2 separate regions of the Homo sapiens genome follow, and region 1 is linked to region 2. Evidence: read pairs that join two places in POLR2A ChIA-PET (ENCODE). Cell type or tissue: K562. All regions are shown on one strand. Region 1 overlaps CERS6 (ceramide synthase 6). Region 2 overlaps ABCB11 (ATP binding cassette subfamily B member 11).

What was found. Peaks named below come from ENCODE experiments on the same cell type or tissue, not always from the same donor. Only the 100,000 strongest peaks of a DNase experiment are listed, where the experiment ranks them.
Region 1: POLR2A ChIA-PET joins it to region 2 with 5 read pairs; 2 of 35 experiments call an interaction of 5 or more read pairs at or near these places.

Annotation. Positions count from the first base shown.
Region 1 is chr2:168,738,632-168,742,631 of GRCh38, reverse strand. All of the region lies in intron 8 of CERS6 (ceramide synthase 6), which reads right to left. Among named protein-coding and RNA genes, the nearest start is that of CERS6-AS1, 46 kb to the left of the region's middle. In K562, no CTCF peak of the experiment used is centred here; a DNase peak (open chromatin) is centred at 1,651.
Region 2 is chr2:168,952,871-168,956,870 of GRCh38, reverse strand. The region is part of intron 19 of ABCB11 (ATP binding cassette subfamily B member 11); the gene reads left to right. Among named protein-coding and RNA genes, the nearest start is that of G6PC2, 54 kb to the right of the region's middle. In K562, no CTCF peak of the experiment used is centred here; no DNase peak of the experiment used is centred here.

The sequences.
Region 1 (4,000 bases), 210 kb after region 2:
TCTATTTCATTTTAGATATTTGCCCACAATCTTACTGCCTCCCACTTTAAAGCATAAGTGCAATGATCGCATGCATTTGACCTGCTTTGGATCTGCCAAGGCACTTATGTACTCTTTATCAAATAATAGGTGCTGATAATGGAGGATTCCCATTCCAAGCAAAAGGACAGCCAGCAGAGCTCACTTCAGCAGCCCAGAGTGTCCCTCGTGGCCATACCAATTGACAAGCATAGACCAAACAGGGCTATTCCTCACATTTCTCTTGCAATATTTATACCCATACGCATAACTTTTGAGTAAACTGTTCCATGATAATTGTATTTGGCCTGTTTACTGCCAAGACTTTAGTTTTAGCAAAAACTTTAGACATGCAACAGAAAAAAGAATAAGAACATCAGGCTCCTGAAAATAAAGTTATTAGAAAGGCAAAAAAGGGGATGAAACATCACATTGAGACTAATACAAAGTGACTTTAGAAGCCATTTAAAGTGAACAACATAACATGCAGAACTGAAGCAAACTGCAACACCAATGAAATGTTAACACAATGTATTTTTATCATTCACTGTGATTGTTTTCTCTCTGCAGAGTAAGACAAACAATAGTCACGTCAAAGCTCAAATCTTTTCCCCTGAATACTCTGACTGAAGTTGGGCGGGACCTCAATGACCATGGAGCTGCCAGCGACATGCTCATTTTTTGAAATGAATACTATACTGAAACTGATGTTTTCAGATGCCACCTGCATAACCCTGGAACTTCTGTTATTTCCATGCCTCCTGCACCAAGGAATCAATACTCAGAATGCTACTGTTACTGCTCTCCACATGTGGACAGTAACATTTATGGTCTTTTCATGTGAATAGCAACACATCTTTACAGCATGCCTGCCTGAGCTAGGCCCTGTAGCTCTGAAATAAACATTTTCCTTACTTATTATATATATATGAGCTCTGGTCTCATTACCAGCATGCTTCATCACACAGTCAACGTCATGCTCATGATTCTCTAATTCGAGCTTGTCCAACCTGTGGCCCACGGGCTGCTTTGAATGCAGCCCAACACAAATTCATAAACTTTCTTAAAACATTGTGGGATTTTTTTTAAAGCTCATCAGCTATTGTTAGTGTTATTGTATTTTTTGTGTGGCCCAAGACAACTCTTCTTTCAAAGCGGCCCAGGGAAGCCAAAAGATTGGACACCCCTGCTCTAACTGGTTTTCTAGCTAAGTTTGTCTTTTTTTTTTTTTTTTTTTTTTAATTCTCCAAATCCATACATATAACTGCCTGCTTGGTGCCTCCTCTTGGATATTTATGAGGCAACTCCAAAATCAAACTCATATTTCCCATAAACCCTATTCAAAATAACACCACTATCACTGCTATTATTAATCATCATAGCTCCAGAGATACACTGTTGCTTTTATTCCCCAATTTTGCAGCTCAGTAAGAGGTTAGAGTGAGTAGATAATTCGTTCAGTCATATAGACAGAATGGTAGAACTAGAATTTGAACGCATACAGGGTTTATCCAGAGTCCACGTTGTTAACCACCATCTCCTTACCACAGTTCATGGCTTCAGCCCTCACTGAGTTACTTAAGTCAAAACTGCAGCATCACTCTCTCTACCTCTATCTCCTTTACCCATCCCCTCCATAACCAATGTGGCTACATGCCCTGTCCATCTCCTGAATTCCTCTGGAAGCCATTTACTTCTGTCTACCACCACTACCACCACTCTACTCTAAATAATGACCAACTCCTACTTAGGCAGTAACTGCCATAGGCTTCCAGTCCCCATTTAGACCTTGTTTTAAAGTGATCATAAACAAAATGACAACATGAGCAATGAAATCATGTGGCAGTATTTTGTCAGAAGGTGGTCATCCAGATAATCTAGAATATGTGTATTTAAAGAAACTAGACTACTACTGTGAACAATTTCAGAATCCTTTCTTAATTCCTCAGTAGATCTGTGATGCCCCAGGCGCTGAGTTAACCCAGACTCATTCTTCAGACGGCAGCTCCAAAGTCATTCATCAGGGAAGAAGCATTGCCTGACCCTCAGAAAAGGTTGGATGTTAACAGCAGTTGATACGTCTTCATAATGCTCACCACATTGTAACCAGGTGATTCATGTCTCTGCCCTCCTAGATAGAAAGCTTCATAAGGGCAAGGACTGAAATGTGTGCCTTTCCCATCCTGGTCTCAATTACCTAGTAGTGTTTGGCAAATAGTGAGTTTTCAAATATTTGTAGGATAAATGGAATTTTTCTATAATTAGAATGGCCTTAATATTTTCTAACTCTGAAGATAATACATAGCATGTATTTATATAGAAAAAGTTAAGAAAGTAAAGTCATTTCTTTTCTATTTTTTCTTCATATTGTGCTTGGTGAATATTTTCACCTGCTGTGTAACAACTTTGTGTGAAGTGCTGTTAAATAACATGTATCTAATGAAAAAATCCATGGAATTTTCTCTCATTATGCACCAAATATGCATCAATTCTGGAAAAGACTCAGCACTAATTTTTCCCTTGCTCTTTTTTTTGCCATACTGAACTTTACAACATCAGCTCCTAATTGGACCTGGAGAGCTCAAGGAACATCCCCTTAAATGTTCCTTTCCAGGCTGGGCGCAGTGACTCATGCCTGTAATTTGGAAGGCCGAGGCGGATGGGTCACCTGAGGTCAGGAGTTCGAGACCAGCCTCGCCAACCTGGTGAAACCCCATCTCTACTAAAAATACAAAAATTAGGTGTGCGCCTGTAATCCCAGCTACTCGGGAGGCTGAGGCAGGAGAGGTGCAGTGAGCTGAGATGGTGCCATTGTACTACAGCCTGGGTGACAGAGCGAGACTCTGTCTCAAAAAAAAAAAAAGTTCCTTTCTTCTTCATACCACAGAAGGCAGTGGAGTCAGTTGCATCATGTCATAATTGAGGATTCCACTATTTATGCTTAGCAAAAAAATAAAATGGAATAAAATAACAGCATAAAATAACAAGAGTAAATAAAAAATAAATTTAACGCGGGAGACTCCATCTGCCACTCCTCTTAACTCACTTGAAATAGGGAACATGAATCTTCTGCACCCTTGGCTCTTCTCAGTTCTGACCTTGCTTACCTTTCTTAGTGAGATCATCTTGTTGCACACATGGTAAATTTAGGAATTTTCATGGAAATTTTTAATATACTCAATTTTTACCACATGACCAACCTTAGACTCTATTCCCGGAGTAAGATTTTGTTCTGCATTGTATCCTGTTCTTCCCTCTCCGCTTTTGCTCATGGTGTCAGCTTAGGGTGGATGTCCTTCTTCCCATTTACTATTTATTCATTCTTCAAGGCCCAGCTCAAATATCATTTTCTCAGTTAGACCATCATCACTGCCTGGCTCAGAATTCATCAAAACTTCTACTGTAGCCTGGGTGCAGTGGGTCACGCCTGTAATCCTAGCACTTTGGGAGGCCGAGGCAGGCGGATTACCCGAGCTCAGGAATTTGAGACCAGCCTGGGAAACATGGTGAAACCCCGTCTCTACTAAAATACAAAAAAAAAAAAAAAAAAAAAAAAAAAAATTAGCCGGGTGTGGCAGCATGTGCCTGTAGTCCCAGGTACTCGGGAGGCTGAGGCAGAAGAATTGCTTGAAGCCGGGAGGTGGAGGTTGCAGTTAGCCGAGATAGTGCCGCTGCACTCCAGCCTGGCAACAGAGTGAGACTCTGTCTCAAAAAAACCCCCCAAAACAAACAAACAAACAACTTCTACTGTAAAATTTTCTACTGCTGTTTACCACTTCTGGCTGTCTGCTGTGGGTTACAGCTGGCTGCCCAATGTTAGAACTGGATTGCAAGCTTCTGGAGCACGGGTACTACATTCATTTTGTATCCCTGTTGGTTAGCCCTGTGCCTAAGCTTTTTACGATTTACATTTGGTACTTTAAAAAATCATGACATTTTCTTTGACCAACAACTTATAAAAAATCTGTGATGCAAACTCCAA
Region 2 (4,000 bases):
ATGGGCTTTCACAATCTTGGCTATGGGGTAAATCCTTGACCCACTAGGGCCTTTTCCCTGACATGAAGAGCTGCCTAAAGATTCCACGGAGATGTTACTCCAAAAGGGAAACCCACACAGAATCACACAGGCATCCAATCCTGGAGCAGCCTCTGTCAGGCATCATTTTGAGGGCCTAGATACCAGGAATATACAAACATGCACTGCCTCTGCACTGCTTCAAGGAGAGAGAGGGGAGACTAGATAATCCCATCACCCCCGGGAGGATCCCTGCCATGCTGTTGTGGTCTACTGTTGAGACTGAGTCATGAACAGACTCAGAGTAGTATCATACAAAGATCACACTACTGCATGAACCCAAAATCAAAGCCAAAGTATTTTTTAAAAATCTCCCCTACAAAAGCAAATTCAAAAATTGGAACAAGCAACTGATACATCAGATATACAGATATCAATGGAAGAACATAGGAAACATGAAAAAGCATGGAAATATGACACCACCAAAGGACCACAACAAGTGTCCAGCAACCAATAATGGTGTGGCTTTGTGTCCCCACCCAAATCTCATGCCAAATTGTAATCCCCACATGTTGAAGGAAGAACCTGGTGGGAGGTAATTGGATCATGGGTGGGTGGATTTCCCCCTTGCTATTCTTGTGATAGTGAGTGAGTTCTCACGAGATCTGGTTGTTTAAAACTTTGTAGTCTTCCCCTTTCGCTCTCTCTTCCTCCTGGTTTGGCCATGTGAAGACATGCCTTGCTTCCCCTTCACCTTCTGCCATGATTGTAAGTTTCCTGAGACCTCCTCAGCCATGTGGAACTGTGAACCAATTAAACCTTTTTTCTTCATAAATTACTCAATCTCAGCATCAGTGTGGCCTGGATGTGAGACAAGGTGTCAAAAAAGATTATTTTGGAGCTTTAAGATTTAACGACTGCCATGCTGGGTTTTGGACCTGCATGTGGCCTGGAGCACCTTTGTTTTGGCCAATTTCTCCCTTTTAGAACAGAAGGATTTACCCAATGCTTGTACCCCCATTTTATCTGGGAAGTAACAAACTTATTTTTGATTTTACAGGCTCATAGTTGTAAGGGACTTGCCTTGTCTCATATGAGACTTTGGACTTAGACTTTTGAGTTAATGCTTAAATGAGTTAAGACTTAGGGGACTGTTGAGAAGGCATGACTGTGTTTTGAAATGTAAGAAGGACATGAGTTTTTGGAGGGGTCAGGGGCGGAATGATATGGTTTGGCTCTGTGTCCCCACCCAAATCTCGTGTCAAACTGTAATCCCCACATGTTGAAGAAGGGAACTGGTGGAAGGTGACTAGATCATGGGAGGAGATTTCCCCCTTGCTGTTCTCATAATAGTGAGTAAGTTCTCACAAAATCTGATAAAAGTGTGTAGCGCTTCCCCCTTCACTCTTTCTTCCTCCTGCTTTGGTCATATGAAGATCTGCTTGCTTCCTCTGTTCTTTCCACCGTGATTGTAAGTTTTTTGAGATCTCCTCAGCCATGTGGAACTGTGAGTCAATTAAACCTCTTTTCTTCATAAATTACCCAGTGTCAGGAATAGCAGTGTGAGAACAGTTTAATAGAGATACCAATGAAAAAGAATTTCTTGAAATGCCGGGTAAATAATTTAAAATATTGATTTTTAAAGATAGTAAAATGCAAGAGAAATCTGAAAACCAATACAAAGAAATCAGAAATCAATTCAGGATATGAATGAGAAATTTACCAAGGAGATAAATAGCATTTTAAAAAAATAAGCAGAAATTCTGGAACTCAAAAATTCATTGAAGGAAATACAACATACACTTTAAAGCTTAAATCATATACTAGACCAAGCAGAGATAAGAATTTCAGAACTTGAACACATGTCTTTTGAAATAATCCAGTCAGACAAAAATAAGGAAAAAAGAATAAAAAGAATGAACAAAGCCTTTGAGATGTCTAGGACTAAGTAAAGGGACTGAACATGGACTAAATAAAGCAACTGAACTTATGAATTATCAGTATCCTGAAAGGGAAGAGAGATCAAAAGGTTTAGAAAACATATTTTAAAAAATCATCAATAACAACCTCCCAAGTCTGTCAAGACTGTTAGACAACCAGTTCAGAAGTCCAGTGATTCCCCAGGCAAACACATTACAAAAAGGAATTCACCATTATATATTATGTTCAGAATGTCTAAAGTCAAAGTAAAAGAAAGAATTTTTAAATTAGCAAGAGTAAAGCATCTACTCATCTATAAAGGAAACCCCATCAGACTAATAGCAGACTTTTCAGCAGAAACCTTACAGGCCAGAAGAGAAAGAGATGGCATTTTCAAAGTGCTGAAAGGAAAAAAAAAACTGTCAGCCAAGAATTTTGTGTCCTGCCAGAATAAGCTTCATAAGTGAAGGAGAGATAAAGTTCTTCCCAGACAAGGAAACATTTAGAAAAATTATCACCACTAGATTGGACCTACAGGAAATGCTCAAAGGGGTCTTAAACATGGAAACAAAAGGTCATTGCTCACCATCACAACAACACATTGAAATATAAAACTCACAGTTCATATAAAATAATCACACAAGGAAGAAGAGAAAAAAATAAAATGGCATAACAGAATTTCATCAAACTACAAAGACAAAAAAAACAGAAAAAGAGGGAAACAATTTATAAAATAACTTGAAAACAATCAGCAATATGACAGGAACAAAGCCTCACATATCAATATTAACCTTGAATGTGTGACTCCCAAAAATCTGAGACAGGTCCCAGTTAATTTAGAAAGTTTATTTTGCCAAGGTTGAGGATGTGCACCCATGACACAGCCTCTGGAAGTCCTGACAACATGTGCCCAAGGCAGTCAGAGCACAGTTTGGTTGTATACATTTTAGGGAGACACGAGACATCAATCAACATATGTAAGGTGAACATTGGTTTGGTCTGGAAAGGCAGGACAAGCCAAAGCAGAGAGGGGTCTTCCAGGTCATAGGTAGATAAGAGACAAATGGTTACATTCTTTTGAGCTTCTGATTAGCCTCTCCAAAGGAGGCAATCAGGCATCCCTTTATCTCAGTGAGCAAAGGGGTGACTTTGAATAGAATGGGACGCAGGTTTGCCCTAAGCAGTTCCCGATTTGACTTTTCTCTTTAGCTTAGTGATTTTGGGGGCCCATATTTTCCTTTCACAAATGTAAATGGATTAAATGTCCACTATTAAATACATATTGGAAGAATGGATTAAAAAAATAATCCAACTAAATGCTGACTATAAGAAACTCACCTTACCTATAAAGACACATATAGACTGAGAGTAATGGGGCGTAAAAAGATATTCCATGCAAATGGAAACCAAAGTTGAGCAAAAGTAGCCACACTTATATCAGATAAAACACTTTAAATCAAAAATAGTAAAAAAAAAAAAAGACAAGATAATTATGTAATGATAAATTCAACAAAACGTTATAACAATTCTAAATATATATGAACTCAACATCAGAGCACCCAAATTCACAAAACAAATATAAGCAAAACTAAAGAAAGATAGGGCAATGCAATAATAGTGGGGGAATTTAACATGCCACTCACACACTAGCCAGATCATCATGTCAGAAAATCAGCAAACAAACATTGGACATAAACTGGATTTTATATCAAACTTAACAGACATTTACAGAACATTCTACCCAACAACTACAGAATGTACAGTCTTTTCCTCAGGATATGGAACATTTTGCAAGATAGATCAGATATTAGGCCACAAAACAAGTCTTAATGAATTTTTTAAAAACTGAAGCCATATCAAGTATCTTCTCAGGCCACAGTGAAATAAAACTAGAAATCAATACTAAGAAGAAGTTTGGAAACTATACAAATACATGGAAATTAAACAGCATACTCTTGAATAATCACTGGGTCAATGAAGAAATTAAGATGGAAATTAGAAAATTTTTTGAAATGAATGAAAATGAAAACACAACATACCAAAACCTGTGAGATACAGCAAA